Regions from separate parts of the Mus musculus genome. Here region 2 is linked to region 1. The links are chromatin loops, found by intact Hi-C in ENCODE. Cell type or tissue: heart. All regions are shown on one strand. Links, peaks and the distances in the headings refer to the core of each region. The heading gives the core; the rest is flanking DNA. Region 1 overlaps Ets1 (E26 avian leukemia oncogene 1, 5' domain). Region 2 overlaps Gm3331 (a long non-coding RNA gene).

Region 1 (9,827 bases), core at 553-8,552:
GCTTCCCATTGTTATGACAGCAGATTATATCTCTGAAACTATAAGCCAGCCTCAATTAAACTATTTCCTTTATAAGAGTTGCCATGGTCATAGATGTTCTTCCCAGCAATAAAACACTGACTACACCAGGTATGAATCACATATAGGAAAGTTCTGGTACTTAGGGTTTTGTCTAAATCTTATCAATGTAATTAAGTCATTGTCAATTTTACTTTCAGTACATTGACGACAATTTGTTTCAGGGGCAGAAAAGAAGACACTAGAGATTTTCCTCATCTTCTTGTGTCTGAATTGTGCATAGTGTCTGTAATCTGTGCTCTCATTGCTGGAGACACGTAAGCGATGTGCCCATTTCCTGAAGACTATCGGGGTAAAGCTAACTCACCTGGTTTGTAAATCTACTCATTGTGTCTCTAGAAACCTAAGAACATTGCAATAGGCTGAACAGAGAAACAAGAGCACCAGCATAGGCCCCCCAGCCCCCACACTCATGATTCCCTCTTTCCCTCAGGATACTTTGTATATATGCAAATGATCCAGACAGACAGGCTGAGGGAGAAGTGATGTGTATTTTCAGTATGAGTCAAGAAAGGGCCTTTTCTAGTGTTACATTAAACATGAATTCACATAGATGTTTTACTGGTTTCCTCCATGATGGCTGGATTGAACACCTCCTCCTTTGGTGACCCTGACCTACAGGATAGGTGTGTTATTCCAGAGAGAGACCCTACTCGGACACAGGGCACCATGGGCAAGACTTGGAGTGACAGAGGGAAAGAGATGAGAACAGAAAGGCACACCCTCAAGAGGACCACGGTGTGATCTGAGTTCTGGACGAGAAGCAAGACTTGAAGGATCCAGACCACACTATGCAGAGACTGGGTGGTCCCCATGCAGAGATGACAGATCTCCAGCTTGGGTCTTGGGGCTTCAATCCTTTTGAGCCCAGGTCTTTCTGAAACCATCCTTCTAGATTCTTGTGTACCAGGATAAATGAAAACACTCCTTGGAGCATAATGAGCCCTTAAAGTTTGTTTTCCAAGATGTAAAAGAAAAGCATTTCAGCCCTTCCGCAGATAAAAATAACTCGCCATTGATTTTGAAATCCCTTTCATTTGTCTCCCACAGCCCAGTGCCATACAATGGCACTTTGTGTATAAGCCTTCGCAGTGGGCCAGCTACCCCGTTCCCTCTGCCTGCCAACAGCAGGAGGCCAGCAGAGGCCTTGGAGCCCTGTGCCATAGTGGGAGAAGACTTTGGGCTGCCCAACGTTGCTGTTGGACTTCATTCAGAAGGCCTGGCTGGGCGGGAGGAGCCTAGGGAAGAAAACAAACAGAGCCAGCAGTAGTGGAAAGTGCTGAGTCCCAGAGTTGGCAGGCACACACTGGGAGCTGCTCTGCCCACCTGCAGCTGCGGTGACCCGCCGATGGCCTGGGTGCCTGTGGCCATACCCAAGGCCTGTTCAGAGAAGTCAGACCCTCTTCTTCCACAAAAAGGCATTCTAGAGTCCACATCCTGTAAGTCTGGGGAAAACATGGCTCTCTAAAGGGAGAAAGGGCTTCTTAAGCATGCCTTCTTATACATTAACTCTCTTCCTTGTAGGTCTACATCCAGCTGGCAACCACCATATCACCCCGGTGAGGTCTTTATCATTATTCCTATCTCATAGATGAAGAAAGAGGGGTACAGAGAATGTAAACAGCGTGTCTGCTCACACAGCTCACAAAAGACATGGCCTGGACTTAAAACCAAGTGGTGCATCCTCAGAGTGCTGACCCTTCAATGCAATGTCTTCTTGCTTTCATTTCTCAATTTGCTTCTCTAAAATTGCAAGATGCAAGACACTAGGAGAAAAAAGGCAAGATGGAGAATAAACAGAATAGATGGGACAGAAAGGAGAAATCGCCAGGGACTAGAATAGTACAGAGTCTTTAAAAGCAGTAGGCTATTAGCTCAGAAGGTGCACTGCGAGGCTATGTACAGAGATGGAGGATCCTTTTGGAGGGAAGATACAACAGACTCCTGCTCTTCCTTATGCCCCAAGAGGGATTCTGGGAATGTGCTCGGGTTCACTTGCCAAACATAGCTGGGCAGCTCTCTGTATGGCTGGAGGAGCAGAAACTGAAGCTGAGAGAGGAATATCAGCCTTCTCCTATTCTTCCAATTACAGCCTGGGTAGAGGAGGCACCAGGGCTGGTGAGGGTTTATAGTGCCCTTATGGTGAGAAGAAACAGTCCATTCTGGATTGATTCTTTATTGGGTACACTTAAAGATTCAAGTTTTTAACCTTTGTTAGACTGACAGCGTGATTTTTAAGCCAGTCAAGCAATGTGACTGAAATTGCCTTAACTCTTAGGATGTGATGATAAGACTGGACCTTACCTCTACTGTTCTTTACAGATCTAAAATCCTTATCCTGATGATACTGGTACCCAAGGAGAAGGATGATACTGGTGTCTTTAAGTAGAGTCCACCTTGCAGGGATAGAGTCCTACCTTGGTGCCCATCACCAGGGCATGCATCCCACAACCTCAGTGGCTTTCTGGTTGTGCCCACCTCTCTTCAGATGAGCTAACTCGGGTTCCAACTCCTCTCCTTCCTCCAACCTGTCCCCTCTGATCTGCCATGTAGAGACAGGGTGACCTTTCTAAGCACAACGCAGGAGCTGTGGCTAAGTCAGTAGGAAGAGTGCCAAGACTCTACCTTGTGCTTCACAGGGCCCACCATACAGGGTCACCTCCCGCCCATCTCTTGTGACCCCACCCCAGCCTCTGCTTCTGCAGCTTCTGCTCTGTCCTTCTGAGTTATGGTTTCTCTCGCAGGTTGCACGTTTTCTCTGTACCTCAACCTCTCCCATTCCCACCTGGCTGGCTTCATCCTCACCCATTCAGACCACAGACCTCTTCAGGTTCTTGTTCTTGGTATCAAGCCAGTGTCAATCTCACTGGAGAGGGATTCTCATCCATTCCTTAGGTGACCTCAGCATTTAGCAGGGTATTGAATCCATCACAGCTAATACAAATAATAATGAGGACTAACAGCGAATCCTCTAGAAATGAGCTTAAGCCGGGTGCATTACCTGGAAATTGGATGAGAATAATCCAAGTAGAGAAGAAGAATGTGGGAGGACTTGGAGTAAAATAGGATTCGCATTCTTGTACCAGTTCTGTCACCAATGGATGATAGTTGGAGGACACAAGTCATGTACCCTCCACTGCCCTGTGAAATCATGACTGCCTAGCTGAAGGGATTGTATAATGTCAACTTAAGGTGATTTGGATTCTAAAACTGTAGAATCAGACTTCTGACATTTTGACTCTTGGCTATCACTCTTCTAGGAGTGTCTAACCTACTGTCCACAGTCCAAATGTACTATACAATAACTATGAAGGTGTCCCATTCCAAAAATTATAAGTTTAAAACATTGTAAGATTGGGGGTGATTATTTTGTAATTTGATTTTTGTTTGTTTGGTTTCTTTATAACAGGATTGACCATGACATTTGTAGACAAAATGGTTGTGATGAAATTGTAGATTGGACACCCCTGAAACACTGTTGTGTTTCCCAAAGAGACCTTTCAACTCAATATAGAGGAGAAAGGAGCTGCCAGCAAGACCCAGACAGAATGATTTGAGGAAACTGGAATGCTCCCAGATTCCCTCAGTTATGTGTTCCCCCTTGTTTTTAATTCTTGTCTTTGTTGTCTGGGCTTCAGGATTTGGATCATCACATACAGCAGCAGAGGGAAGACTCTTTGGAATCTGTAGTCAGAGTTCTGATGTGGAATTTCAAGTAGGCTAAACACACAGGTTCCTAAAGCAATGAACATGTGCTGCCAGTATCATGCCGGTGGCACACTCGAACCCTCCTCCAGGGCTCTGTGATGGGGCATAAAAGGGGCTTTAAATTCCTTGGGCACCAGGGCACGGATATACTTTACTGTTCTGAAAACTTGGCTTTGGAGAAAGCAGATACATGCACACATATCTGCCACTCCAAACACCCGTCATTGTCTATCATCTTATCTACTTAAGATGCAAATAATACTCATATACAAAATACATACAGATGTGTGTATATGTCTCCAATTAAAGGACCACATTTCTTTGTGTATTGCGACTTTGTGAATCTTCTATTGACAGGGAAGTCAGAAATTATGGAACAAGACTGACCTAAAATGTAGCTTGGAAGAGAGACAGGCTCTCAATTGTTAGGGATGGGGTTGGGGTTGGGCTGTGTTGTTTCCTTCCTTCCTTCCTCCCTTTCTTCACATCGTTGGGACCTTGTGTACAGTAGATAAGTGCTCACTCATCACTGAGCAACACCCCCATCTCTGAATTAGGTCTTGAACTTTCTGTCTCAGAGATCTGTGAGGCCAGCTACCATTTCTTATGAACAGTGCACAAAATTCCCAAAGTACATAGAAAGTCCCTATTGCCATCTCTCTTCCATAGTTTGGAGGAGTCTTGAGTTGACAAAGCAATCTCAGACCAAGCTACTAATTGTTACCACTGGTGGTCTGGCCGTCTGAAGACCGGTGTCAGTTTTTCAAGTGTCAATGCTCTCTTGTTATTTGCAGGTACACCTTGGGAACGGATCTCAAAGAATAAGCTGTAGTTTCACATTTGCCTACACAAATGTTACAATTGCCTGCTATAGAATAGCTCAGGTGCAATGGCTTCAACTGATAGTGTGTCAAGCAGACAACATAGAGAAGACACTGGCCATCTCTGACCTTAGTAATTACCACAAGTGGCTGCTGAAAGTTTCCTAGACTCTTTATGTCTTATCACAGGGAGTGACCAGAGTCAACTCAACATCAAAGTTCCCTGTGCAGTGCTGTGGCTAGGCGTATCAGAGCCTGAGTGACAGAGAGGAGAGATTAGACAGGTCTGTAAACTCCCTGCAGGCTTTGGGAATTGGGAGCGTGTCACAAGACCTGGCCATTGTAGATTTCCTCTTGTTGCTGTGGGCAGATGTTCATTGCTATCGTTATTTTGGACGTCAGCACATAGAGATATGCCAGGCCATTGAAGAGTGGCTTTCCCAGGACAGACATATTTGTCAGGAAAATGGAAACATAGGAGGGGGCTGGGACATAAAGTAAAACAGGAAATGGCATTGGCCCAAAGGCAGAGGACAGGTCCACTTTATCCCCTGAGTTCTAAGCTCTCAACGTATGGGTGTGACCCAAATTTATCCTTGGGATTTTTCTCCAGTGCATCAACGCCTGCTATAATTAGACCCCTGGAATGATTGCCTTATTACAACAGGTACCATAGAATGGTTTTGGTCTTGTTTTTCATTGCTTTTAGGACCAGGTGGGGTTTTATAGCATGGAGGGATCCCTTTGGGTGGTTTGCAGCTAACAGTAAATTCAGCCAATATGGGATAGGTACCAAGTGGCTAGGGTTGGTCCTAGAGGCAGCTCCCAGGTGCGTCAGAAGGATCCTCCCAATCTGAGACAGAGAAGAGCCTCTGTAGAAGCAGACCACATTACCAACCACCTCCAGCGCGAACTCTACCAAAAAGGAGAGGTCACAGAGGATTTTGACAGTTGAAAAGCATCCTTGCTTAAAAGGAGACTTTGTTCCCTTTCCATGTTTAGAGGATGAAGTGTACCTCTTAGTACCAGGATTATGGATCCCACAGAGGGTGAGCCACCACCCTGTGTCCTCAAAGGAAGTCTTTCAAGTCCTAGGGCAAGCACATGGAAGAAACAAGGGGTTACAAGTCAGATGGCTCTCTGGCGAGCCCGGTGACCTTTTGTACTCCCTTCCACTAGCGTTTCTTGACTCCAATAAGCTTCATGTTAAATAAACATGAACTAAGGAGAGATATATGTAAGAGCTGCAGACTCACATTCTACAGGGAACAGGCAAACATGTAAATGAATGAATGGGGCTGGCCCACTGGGGATGAAATAGAGTCTTATTCATCCAGGAGAGAGCTTATTCAGTGTCATGGCATATGTCAGGAGGTTACTCATTTGGGCCATGTAAGTGGGTTCCATACTCTGAAGGACAATCGAATCATCTCAGAGAAGGAATGTTGTTTTGTTACCACTATCTTCCATGGTCTCTCCCTCATTTCCCCCCAAACACAGACCACAATCTCTCTTTAGGTTAAAAGAATTACAGTCCACTATGTTGAAAAGCTTTGTCATGGTGTGGATATGATTTGAACCTAACATCCCAGTGTGCTGGTGCAGCCTCTTGGAGATAGATGGAGGCTGGTGGAAAGTGGTTAGGACAGGACATGACCTCAAAGGGGATTCATGCTGGTTTTGAAAACGGCTTAGTTCTCTTGAGAGTTATTATAAAAATACCAAGCCTGACCCCTAATCGCTGTGGCTCCCTATCTCATCAGGGAAGGTCTCTGTCTACACCCACCCAACACCATGCCCCCACCATCAGGTCCTCAACAGAGGTCATATACATAGGGCCACTAAGTTTGGACTTTGGGCTCCAAAACTCTGTGCCAAAGAAAATGCTTTTCTCTGCTACTTACCTCAGTTATGTTCTGATAGCTACAGAAAACTGATCCGCACGTATCCGCTTATCAGCTCAGAGATGGAAGCATGGTCAGAAGTTTGGGGAATTGGATATAATTTCATGGCTACAAGGATTCAAACCACTTGGCACATCTTACTTGTTACCTTCTGAAAGCATGTGAAGTCTGTGCATGCCCACCTTCTCTTAAGTGACTCCTGTCAATAGTAGCTCTTACCTTACCCCACCCATCCTTCTCAACTCCTGCAATGGTTGCTATATTACTGCCTTTCCCTCCACAATGGCTTCCATACAGTGGCTTATTGGTGTCATTAAGAGAGCACCAAAGCCCAACTGCCTGAAAATAACCCACTGGATCTGTGGCTTCTGGATGCAGAGAGAAGGGACTAAGCTGACTTCACTCACATGTGCCTTGTGCTGTTTACTGTGGTCTCCGTGTAGTCAGATATCCTGAGAGATAACGTCAACTTGGATCAGTTTTTGTCCAAAGCTTTGACTGAAGCTGCAACCCATTTGAATAGTTTATGCAGGGTTAGAGGATCTCAGATGTGGCTTCTGGTTGGCTTGGGAGTAGGGGCTTTGCCCAGGTTTGCAGCTGAGAAGGACAAAATCTGAGGACCTCACCTCGACAACAAAAAAAATCTGTCCAGGAGTAGTGGTGGCTTTACCAGATACCCAAGACCAAAGCCACTCTCCTGGCCAGCTGGGCTCTGACCACTAGACCACACAGTCCGTGTTTAAAGTGTGCTCAGCAAACCTCAAGTTCCAGGGCTGAAGAAACAGATTTTCCAAAAACACAGTTCTCTTTGTGAACAATTCAGCAAAAATTCTCTTTCCAGCTGTGAGTTGGGATTCATGTTGCAAATGTTGGTGTTAATTAAAAACATCCACCTTCTACAGTTTCAACTAGAAAAAAAAAACCCGCATACAGAATGCAGCCCTAAGCATTCCTGTCCCAAAACACTTGGAAGTATGTATTCTATTCATGACATAGGCTGGAGTGGTTCTAACAGATAGTATCCTTCTTCGTGCCTAGCCCCAGTGGAAAAGTTGAGGCCAAAGAGATGGATGTGATGAGTTCTAACTGCCAAAGAGCACAGCTTTCTTCAGAAGAAACCAAACATCATGGTCTGTCTATATGAACATCAGGAACTGGACCTAGCTGGACTCCATCAGTGACTACCCGTTGAGTCGTCAGTTTTTTTCTTCACATGGTTCTTGGTCCTTCAGACATGAACAGTGATGTTTGACAAGGAAGGTGGGGGCAACAGCACAGGTGGAAACAAACAATGCAGGGAATCACTGGGACAGGAATCCTGTGTCCCTATACCTCTAACCCTTTATTAGGCAACCTTTATCTAGAATGACCCTAAGCCGCAGGATCTGGAGAACTGCCCTGTATTTCTTCTGTGCTTTTCTCTGGTTGATTGATTTCTCCTAATTCTCCCACGACGTAGACAGGAAAGAATCAAGCCAGAGCCACCTCATTATGAATGAATTTCTTTGTTTCTTTAATTTCACACAGTTTAAAATACAATATGAAATCAGCCTACAGTATATAAAAAATTTTCCAGCAAAATGATGTGCCAGCATCAGCTACTTAAATGAAACAAACCAAAAACTCCCCCATAAGAATTTTTTGCATTTGTTTTTAAAAAAAAAACAAAAAACATTTAAGACACTTACATCGCTACATCTCTAAGCTACCTCAGTTCTGATTTTTAAAAAGCACCTGCTTTTCCTTTTTAAATCTTGCTTTTAAATTTTCAGCATTTAAAAAATATAAATTATATGAAAATACAAGTTGGAAAAAGTCAAACACAATATAACATCTTTTTCACCTCAATAATTCTCAGCTTTAAAAAAAAAAGTATCCTTAAAAAAAATTCAATAACTGAGGCAGTATTCCTGATAGAGATAAATTCACTTTAACATATATACTTCATATATGTATTTGTATACATATACTTGTGGTTCCTTGAAACGTCTTTGGAATGTACGTAAGAGTTCAACAGGTTTATATAGACCCCAACAGAGAAGGCCGCATGCACAGCATGGCTAGGAGAGAGAAGGTGTGATTTCACCATGAAGGTTAATGCTTTAAAACCCAGAGTGCTGGTCTCCAAAGTGAGGAAGAGCATCTCTGATCCTGAATGCTTACAAGGTCTCCATGGCCACACCATCAGAGCTCTCCGCAGGGAGCATCCTTAGCCCCGCCTCTGAGCCCAAAGCCAGCCACACAGGTTAAAGCATTTCTCTGGGAAAATGATGGAGTCGCCCAGCTAGGTCAGATCTGTTCATCCTTCCTGTGAAGTGAACGTGTTTTAAAAGAGCATCAATGCAGCAATGCTGCTACATTTCCAGTGTATAAACCACCCGCCACTCTTCCTGGGATGGTCTCTGGCCTTCGGAGGAGATGGGGGAAAGCATCTGGCCAGATGGACAACAAAGCTGTCTGACTAATATACTATCTACAAATCCTGAAAAGTGGTGGACCTAGGGAGAAAGGGCATCAAGGCAGGCAAGTCAGCACGCTGAGGAGTGTGGGAGACACTTTCTTATGTCTTCTCTGCTAGGGGACTGCAGGTGGTAGGCTCTCAGGAGGGGCATTCCCAGCAGGAACCCAATATGGAGAAGGGTGAAGACTTGGGGAAGTGATTTTTTTAAGCCCTGTTGCAAAGAGCAAACAACAATACCAGCCCCGGCTGTACTCTTTCATTCACCATTATGGAAATGTGAACAGACTCTAAGTAGAAAATTCAGTACTATTTCAGCTGCAACTTTATACAAATGTACACACACACACACACACACACTCACACTGTCAGTGCCCAACAAAGATCACATAACATAAGAGAAAACAGCATAATCCAAATGATCCCACCTAACACTCCCTGAGCAGCTCCTAAATATTTTGAGAGCTTCATTAAGGCACCTGCATTTGTAAGATCAAAATATATAGCTGGAATGTTTGGCCTTTGCTTCCTTGTGGGGATGCTCCACTCAGTCAGTACAGAACACCCACGGACAAGAGTTATAGTCTTAGTAATTCAGAGTCTTCAAGGGAATGTGGGAGTCAGCCATCAACTCTCCTGGAAGATGATACCAGGGAGCTACAAACCCCGAAGGGTGAGCCTGGAGAGGCCCACCTCAGCCAATTGCCTCTCTTCTCTCAGGGATGTCACTGTCACTGTCTTAACTAGGCAGCTATACAGTGGAAGGGATTCTAATGATCCCAGGCATGTCTCCTTACTTTTTTTTTTAACCCACAATGGCTTATTTTCAGGTCTCCTCTCCCATCAGGCAGGATGATG
Region 2 (9,827 bases), core at 968-8,967, 55 kb before region 1:
TAGAAGTCCAGGTTGAAGAGGGTGTGTCAAAAGAAAGAAGATTCCTCTTTTGCTCAGTCTGCCTTCCCTTTCTGCATAGTTGATTTGCAGTGTTGCTGCTGCTGTTGACAGAACTAACTAACTAACAGCTCCAGGCTTCCATCATTGACCAAGAACAAGCAGCTCTCCAGAAGCCTTCTAGAATTTGGTACCAGATTGGAAATGTCTGCGACTATCAGGTTGTTGCTCTCCAGTATGAGGCAGTCACTGTGGGGTTACCCCATATGCTGTGGCACCCAACCCCAGGGACCAAGCATCTGTGAAGTTCTCAGCATCTCAGGCATGAGGCAACTTGTTACTATTTTAATGTATGATGGATTGATAAATTAAGATAATATATACATTCATCTTCTTGTTTTGTTCTTTTAAGAAACCCTGACCAATACAGCTGAGCATTCAGTGTCTCCCCTGACCGCTGCTCTCCATGCACATGCACAGGAATGGACAACTATATAGTATACTCATATATAAACAAACAGAATCCGTGCATATACACAGAAATATACAAAGTCAAATGGAATTGAGCGTGACAATGAATATTACTCTTCTGATTTCTCCTTTTCCATTGCTCATGCAGCAATTCATTGAATTCTCTCGAATGTCTGACTCTGTGCCATGTTCTCTGTATTTCCCACACACGAAGAATATGGGCTACTGCTTGGGAGACCGCTCATCCAGCCTATTCTTGAGTTAGGGCTCGTGGCTTCTCTGAGATCTCAGAGTGTTCTGTATAAGACCACATGAAAGGACTGTTCCCTGCCCAGTCACAGGAAGTCCTAAGCTGTTACCCTTGACCTCAAGGAGCCTGTCACTGAAGCCTGCACACTGTGTGAGTCAGTCGTTAAGGAGAACGAAGTTTCCAATTCTTGCAATGTAAATGCGAAGAAGAGCATCCTTCTTGTTTTCTCTCTGTGCATGAAGAGATGTTTCTTTCTCTTTGCTTACCTCACTACTCATGAAAACCTATTTTCCCTTCATTTTTATCATATTGTTTTTCTCTCTATCCCTCCTTCCTATACTCACCAAGCATTTACAAGGAAACAATTAGACTATGTAATACATGAGTATCCATGTATATTGTGGGTAGATAAACAGCGCTGGGTTTTTCAAGCACTTATAAGTTTAGACCAATTTTCCACCTTCTTTTCTCCTTTATATTTAATCAAATGGAGGATTCAAGGAACTTTCTTAACGCGTATCCATTGAAATATACCGGTTTCAGAAAGCTAGAGTATTAAAGGGATTGTGGCTCTGAATTAAATACAAGCACCCAAAGAGTTGGCACCATAGATATTGGCATGTCCAATATTTTTAGATTTGGGGGAAAAACATGGGATAAAGATCTGTAATCTTAAGGTGTTGGTCTGTCATTGTCAAAGTTCCCTCAAAATAATAATAAATTGGATTAAATACAATTCCTACAGCAGTCTATGTCCACTAACTCATAAATGTATTCATAGAATCAGCATGTTTTTCCACTTGAAATCCCTCCAGTTTAGGTCTAGACTAGAAGGTAAAATGAAGCCATTGTTTGGAGTTCTAAACCAAGGGGCAGCCCCTCAGAGAGAATAAGATAACCATGGGGAACATATTGCAGAGCCCCAAACCTGCTGCTTCCTGAAAGGATCTCTCAGTCCTGCCAGACCTGCAGATAATCTTAGAGCAGAAGATGGGTGTCTTCATGGGTTCAGTAGCACTCAGAGTGGTGTGAGAAGTATAGCCCATGGTGACAGCAGCAAAGAACAATAATCAAAAAAGTCACAGTAAGTTGTCACAGCCCTCTAGAACCACACCTGTGATCTACAGCACTCAAGTTTATTGCAAGGAAAAACGGGAAAATTAAGAAGATATAACTGGTCTTGTGGCAGTGTTGTGAGAGATGGACATAGGAGAAGAAAAGGGACTGTCAAAGCCATTTCTGCATAATCTTAAAGGATAGAGTGGGCTTTAGAACTGTGCGTAAGGAAGATCAACCCATGCAGAAAGGAACTAAAAAGCCTGCAGTGTCTAAACATTTAAAGCAAATATAAAGGATTCGAGAAGATGAGAGGACCAAGCAAACGTCACTTAACACACCATATTAGCACTTTTTAATTTTATTCAGTGTGCGTTTTTTTAATTACACTATTTTATTGGTTTTCATTCTTTTATTTACTTTTTATGTGTAGAGGTGTTTTGCCTGCATGTATTATTATGTACCACTTGTGTGTCTGGTACTTTCAGAAACCCAAAGAGGTGGTTGGACCCCCTGGTGCCCGAGCTACAGACAGCTGTGAGGTACCATTTGCACGTTAGGAATTGAACCCAGGTCCTCTGCAGAACTATCCACTGCTTGTAACTGATTAGCCATCTCTCCAGCCCCAAAGGTTCGAATTTTTAATAATCTTCCTATATAGAAAACATACAGAATTAGAAATATAAATCTTATTCCTCTTTTTAGGCTGCTAGGATAACGAGATTATACTTTCCATATCTTCAGAACATCAAGGACAGAGCCTGGTTTAGGGAAAGCTAACGGTAAACTCTAGCAACCACGGGTCTCAGCAATTAGAAGATAATAAAAACAGAGAGTCTAGCCTTTACAGCTAGTTGAAGAGGCAGAGGGAAAAACAGATGAGGGGCTGGAGAGATGGCTCAGTAGTTAAGAATGCTTCTGTGTGAGAACCATCGTGGGTCACCAGGACCCACATAAAAGCCAGTTGTACATGTCCATCTCTCTGTAATTCCAGCCTTGGAAAGTTGAGACAGGAACCCTGGAGCAGGCTGGTTAAAGAGACTAGTCATACTGAAGAACTCTGTGGAGACTCTGCCTCAATGAATAATATGCAAAAGCTATCAAGCATGATTCTAGAAATCAGCCTTGTGGTCTACGAATGCATATAAACACTCAGACATATGGAAGCCTCTATGCACACACTGAATACCACACATGCACATTACATGCACACACACATACAGAGAGGGGGGAGTTCAGTGTCATTAATAAAATGATAGCATTATTCACTGGATACTTGGAAGCATGGAGGGGCACTAAATATTTATGCTCAATAAATAGTTGTGGTCTAAGTGTGTGGGATTGTTTGGGGATCTAAAACTGGCATGAGACACACAAATAAGGAGTGTGATGTTGAAGAGACCACCTAGGATTGCTGCATTTATGAGAGCCTTTGGCCCTGCTGATGTTTAGCTGCATCAATCTAAGCTAGTAAAACTTCTCGCAATGCTTTGTTTTGTTCTGTTTTACAATGTTGGGAATTAAATGACCATACTTTCTAAGTTTAAATGCTGAAGAACTCTAACTTGAAACTGAGCGCTTAGTTCTTCCTCCATTCAGTTCATGTCCCACTGTGTGTCCTGGAGCGTAGGGAGGGTCCTATAAAATTCTCAGGCCTGGATCCTCTTTCACAAAACAGAAGGCTGGGCCACACTGGGACCTCAGACTGTCACCTGAAGTAGCCTCCCCATACTCTAGTTGTACAGAGACTCTGCCCTCCTGGTGGGGCTCAAAGAGCTTTCTTAGACAGCTAAGCTGCATTCCCCATTCCTCCTGTTTTGTAAGAGAAAGCGACTTCTGTGCTGTGTCTCCTGTTATCTGGTCCGTTTTAAAAATGAGTCTAGAATAGCCAAAACCTCCCTCCAGGGGAAGCCCTCATGCACTATTTTAATTGTGTGATGAATGATGCCCCACTGAACTGCCCTCATAAATCAACTGACAGTGCTTCATACTTCAGGGTAGAATACAAATTCAGAGACAGGGTGAGCATCACCTTAAAGAACAGAAAGGGGGAAGGGAGGATCAGAACGAATGGTGAGAAAAAGATGCTTGAGATTCGAACTGGCTGGGAGAGAGGGGGAGAGAGAGAGACAGAAAGACAGAGACAAAGGGGGAGAGAGACAGAGAGAGAGACAAAGACAGGGAGACAGAGACATAGAGACAGAGACAGACAGAGACAGAGGGACAGAGAGACAGAGAGAGACAGAGACATAGAAACTTCTCTTTCTCAGAGCCTGGTTATTGTTGGCAAGCCTAGATGTTCCTCTGGGAGGACCTCCCATGATGTCCAACCAGAAAAAAAGTTAAAAAGATGAGAGCATGCTGGTGTTTTCTTTTTAATTAGGGTTATTTATAGGGTTGAGAATGCTGTGTTTGTGTGTGTGCCTTCTCCTTCCCAGTGGTCACTGTCAGCTCTTTTTGTCTCCTCCTCACAGAAACAGAAACACAACCTCATAACTTCTGGTGAGAGCATCCCCAGGAAAGTCAGCAGCTCCTGCTGAGTCAGGTGGACATTGAGCTGAGTCTTAAGAAGCAAGATCCTGGGACCGTGCCCACCCCTTATGACTCAGGCGAGAATGAATAGCTGACCTCTCTTGGATGCCCCTGAGAAGGAAGTCTCTGGAGTCGGTCTAGACTGCGATCCGGGAATCTCAAGAGACGGGGCAAAGCCTACAAATGAGTCTCCCAGAAAAGCAGCAGAGTCTGGGAACCAACGGAAACACCTGTGCGCAAAACTACCCACAGCTGTCCCCTCTCGGGTCCTCCAGATTTGGAGGAAGGAAGGAGGAAGCCCTGGGGAGCTGCAGTTGACTACAGGGAGCTTAGAAGCCCAGGCTGTGTCCCAGCTCTGTTGTAGGGAAGGTCTAGTCAAGTTTCTTTTTTTCCCTCTGGAAGTCGGTCTCTTTAGCTGTAAGATGAAGTAGCATGAACCCATGACCACCAGGAGAACTCAGCGTTCTGTGACTTGAGGAGTTCTGTAAAGAGGACACTGGCTCCGCTGCTATTTCTTCCCAGCATCCTCAGGCAAGGGTTGCATTTCTCAGAAGCCCTTGGTGCAGCAGTCTCTGGAGTGGTCAAGCTTCTAAGCACAGAGAGAAAGGAAGCAATGGTGCAATGTGATTCTGCTCTGCTTACAGAAACACCAAGCAGGAGGACCCTGTAGAAAAGTATATGCTCTGGCGCATGCGCCCTGAAAGACCTCTGCCCATTAGCACGCAAGTAATGTTTTCTCTTGCCTCAAAGAATAAGAAAAGTGAAAGAACACACACACTCTCTCACACAAATTGCCACAGTAATTGGCTGATTTTAAGGGTATGATAGACAAGTTTTGATGTAGAATGGCTTCTTCCAAATGGTTTGGTTGTTGGTCACTCCCCGGTCTCTGGTAAAATATTTTGCCACCAAACTATTAGCATAAAAATCATAAAGAAAGGAATGATACCCCACATGCAAGATTCTCAGGGTTTAAATGTTCTAATAGCTCCTCTTCCATACCACAGTCTCAATCATCTGTCCATTTAACAGCCTCTATATGTCGCATGGGCAGTGGTGGTAAGGTAAAACAATGGCAGATGGTCAGAGATGAAAGTATCTTCAGAAATTCTGGAAAGGTGGAAAAGAAGGAGGGATAAGGGAACGTTCCACAGGGAAAAAAATGCCCCACTTGGAATAGATTGGCCAAGTAATCTTGTGCCCAGTGGAGAACCTCACACCAAGTGACCCTTGTCAGCAGTCCTTGCTTCCTTTGCAGCTCTCACCAGGTGTCTCTTTTGTGGTTCTCCCAGTACCTCTGAGCCAGCACACCCTCCATCCTGTTTCTGAGCAATAACGTTATAAAGCAGACCGCATATGTAGTGTGCATACTGATCTCACTGCTGTGCCAACTACAGGCAGAATGTCACTGTGCTTCCTTCGAGCTTTTCAGAAGAGGATGTAACAGTGGCGGACCAAGCGACCAGCAGTTGAGTGTTCTGGTGTAATAAATGAGACTGAGAAGAAGTTGAAGAAGGCTAAGAAGAAGCTTAGTGTCCTCATGTGAGCTATATATACATCCTTATGTGAGGTAAGGATAACCCCCTGGATTCCCCATGTTATTCTCTGGAATTTGGTCCATGTCCGCCTGCTTGCTTCAGGATCCTGCTAACTTGGTTGTGGTTCCCATATGCTGAGAAAGCCATTCTGGAAAAGAGAAGTTGTTATCCATTCCCCAGTTTGTGCAATCATCAATTTGCAAAACCAAAGCCCATCCTCCCCTGCCAGATTTTGTCTGACCCCAAACAATTAAGCGACCCACACTGGTCATTTGCATGGCATTTTGGATCCCCCAAAGAAATTGAAAATAAAGTCCCTCATCTTTGAAAGATTAGCTCAAATAAGCTCACAGTAACTTTTCAGTCCTTTTCAGTCCATAGAATGCTTATCAATCCTAGGCAAGGACATTAATGATATATCTGATAAGAAATTATACAAAGGAATTCAGTACTAAAACTCTGGAATTTGACCCAAATTTGAACACCAGACAGCCTGATTTCATCTAAGTCCATGGTTTTCTGATTCACTTTCAGTTAGCCTGATATGGGGGGGTTTTGTTTGTTTGTTTGTTTTTTGTTTTTTTGTTTTTGTTTTTGTTTTTGTTTTTGCTATTGTTGTTTAGAGCAATGGATGAAAGAGAGTAGCTTTATTCCATAAAACAAAGAAAGTCACGGCCCATATACATTTAGAGACCGCTATCCTAGGAGTCATGTAACCATGGACCCTTGCACACAACACTAATATTCCAAACATAGATCTAGCAGACATAGGTACAGGGACCAGATGTCTCCTTTGCCTTTCGTCATCTATGAAGAGAATCAGAGTATGCCCTGAGACATTTCATCCCTAATACCCCTGTTTATATTATCTACAGTTTTGAGTTCATGGAAGCTGAGTGTTCCATTCACATTTCTCTATTTCTTACACAGACTTCTAGTAACATACATTCTTCCTTTCTTCCCTTTGCTCAAAACTTCCTATATTTCTAAATCAGCAGCTGTCCACATCTGGCATAACCAAGAGTTTTTTCAATTTGTTACTTCCTAGTTTTCTAGAAGATGGCAGATTCTACCAATTCCAACAATTTCCCTAATTTTTTCTTTGTTTTAGAAAATATTGACAAGGGACTGCAGAAGGTGAGCGAACAGACTGCAGAATCGACACAGCTTTTGGGACAGGCCCTGTTTTGGGCTGCAGACATCCGGGCATCTACCCCGCTAGAGGAGAGGTGGCCACCTGGGCAGACTCTGATCTCCAGGGCAGGTGAGGGAGCCATCTTGTCTCCCAGGTCCCTCTAATACAAATCTGTGCAGGTGAGTGTGCAGACTGATGCAGCAACACATCTTCTGGGACAGGCCCTGTTTCAGGGCTTCATCTTCAGCCAGGAGGCAGGTCTGAACTCCAGACCTCTGTGCACCTTCCCTGCAAGAGGAGAGGTTGCCTAAAGAGAGTACTCTGACCACTGAGACTCAGAAGAGAGCTGGACTCCCAGGACTGCTGACAGAGGCTAACAGAATTGCAGGTGGAACAGACTTCAGCCAGAGACAACTATAACAACGAACATCGGAGATTATCAGATGGCAAAAGGCAAACGTAAGAATCTTGCCAAATGAAACTAAGACCACTCACCATCATCAGAACACAGCACTCCCACCTCAGCCAGTCCTGGATACCCCAACACACCCGAAAAGCAAGATTCAGATTCAAAATCATATCTCATGATGCTGGTAGAGGACCTTAAGAAGGGCATTAATAACTCACTTAAAGAAATTCAGGAGAACACTGCTAAACAGGAAGAAGTCCTTAAAGGATCACAGGAAAACACTGCTAAACAGTTAGAAGTCCTTAAAGAGGAACCACAAAAATCCCTTAAAGAATTACAGGAAAATACAATCAAACAGGTGATTGAATTTAACAAAACAATCTAAGACCTAAAAAGGGAAGTAGAAACAATAAAGAAAACCCAAAGTGAGACAACTCTGGAGATAGAAACCCTAGAAAGAAATCAGGAACCATAGATGCGAGCATCAGCAACAGAATACAAGAGATGGAAGAGAGAATCTCAGATGCAGAAAATTCCATAGAGAACATGGGCACAACAATCAAAGAAAATGCAAAATGCAAAAAGGTCCTAACTCAAAACATCAAGGAAATCCAGGACACAATGAGAAGACCAAATCTAGAGATAATAGGAGTAGATGTGAATGAAGATTTTCACCTTAAAGGGCCAGCAAATATCTTCAAAAAATTATAGAAGAAAACTTCCCAAACCTAAAGAAAGAGATGCCCATGAACATACAAGAAGCCTACAGAACTCCAAATAGACTGGACCAGAAAAGAAATACCTCCCAACACATAATAATCAGAACAAAAAAATTGCACTAAATAAAGATAGAATATTAAAAGCAGTAAGGGGAAAAGGTCAAGTAGCATATAAAGGCAGGCCTGTTAGAATTACACCAGACTTCTCACCAGAGACTATGAAAGCCAGAAGATTCTGGACAGATGTTATACAGACCCTAAGAGGACACAAATGCCATCCCAGGCTACTATACCCAGCAAAACTCTCAATTACCATAGATGGAGAAACCAAAGTATTCCATGACAAAACCAAATTCACAGAATATTTTTCCACAAATCCAGTCCTTCAAAGGATAATAATGGGAAAACACCAACACAAAGATGGAAACTATACCCTAGAAAAAACAAGAAAGTAATCCTTCAACAAACCTAAAAGAAGACAGCCTCAAAAGAACAGAATCCCAACTTTAACAACAAAAATAATAGGAAGCAACAATTACTTTTCTTTAATTTCTCTCAACATCAATGGACTCAGTTCCCCCAATGAAAAGACCTCGACTAATAGACTGGCTATACAAATAGGACCGAACATTTTGCTGCTTACAGGAAACCCACCTTAGGGAAAAAGACAAACACTACCTCTGAGTGAAAGGCTGGAAAACAATTTTCCAAGCAAATGGTCCAAAGAAACAAGCTGGAGTAGCCATTCTAATATTGAATAAAATTGACTTCCAACCCAAATATATGAAAAAAGACAAGGAGGGGCACTTCATACTCATCAAAGGTAAAATCAACCAAGATGAACTCTCAATTCTGAATATCTATGCTCCAAATGCAAGAGCAGCCACATCCATTAAAGAAACTTTAGTAAAGCTCAAAGCACACATTGCACCTCACACAATAATAGTGGGAGACTTCAACACCCCAACCTCACCAATGGACAGGTCCTGGAAACAGAAACTAAACAGAGACACATGGACACTAACAGAAGTTATGAAACAAATGGATTTAATAGATATCTACAGAACATTTTATCCTAGAACAAAAGGATATACCTTCTCAGCACCACATGGTACCTCCTCCAAAACTGATCATATAATCGGTCACAAAACAGGCCTCAACAGATACAAAAATATTGAAATTATCCCATGCATCCTATCAGATCACCACAGACTAAGGCTGATCTTCAATAACAGCATAAATAATAGAAAGCCAACATTCACATGGAAACTGAACAACACTCTACTCAACGATACCTTGGTCAAGGAAGAAATAAGAAAGAAATTAAAGACTTTTTAGAGTTTAATGAAAATGAAGCCACAATATACCCAAACTTATGGGACACAATGAAAGCAATCCTAAGAGGAAAACTTATAGCCCTGAGTGCCTCCAAAAAGAAACTAGAGAGAGCATACACTAGCAGCCTGACAGCACATCTAGAAGCTCTAGAACTAAAGGAAGCAAATTTACCCAAGAGGAGTAGAGGGCAGGAAATAATCAAACTCAGGGCTGAAATCAACCAAGTGGAAACAAAAACAACAACCAAAAAAACAAAAAACAAAAAAAAACAAAAAACAAAAAACAAAAAAACCCTATTCAAAGAATCAACCAAACCAGAAGCTGGTTCATTGAGAAAATCAACAAGATAGATAAACCCTTAGCCAGACTAACTAGAGGGCAC

Evidence for each region. Peaks named below come from ENCODE experiments on the same cell type or tissue, not always from the same donor. Only the 100,000 strongest peaks of a DNase experiment are listed, where the experiment ranks them.
Region 2: a loop joins it to region 1, with 1.9 times the contacts of the local background. A loop is called at or near these places in 4 of 42 quality-filtered maps.

What each region holds. Positions count from the first base shown.
Region 1 is chr9:32,755,994-32,765,820 of GRCm38, reverse strand. Ets1 (E26 avian leukemia oncogene 1, 5' domain) reads right to left here. Exons shown (of 10, transcript NM_001372534.1): 10 at 8,001-9,827. Among named protein-coding and RNA genes, the nearest start is that of Gm3331, 22 kb to the left of the region's middle. In heart, for the core only: no CTCF peak of the experiment used is centred there; DNase peaks (open chromatin) are centred at 1,280, 4,290 and 4,970; H3K27ac peaks cover 1,590 bases; H3K27me3 peaks cover 513 bases.
Region 2 is chr9:32,811,507-32,821,333 of GRCm38, reverse strand. The region is part of intron 2 of Gm3331 (a long non-coding RNA gene); the gene reads right to left. Among named protein-coding and RNA genes, the nearest start is that of Gm3331, 33 kb to the right of the region's middle. In heart, for the core only: a CTCF peak has its summit at 4,756; a DNase peak (open chromatin) is centred at 4,563.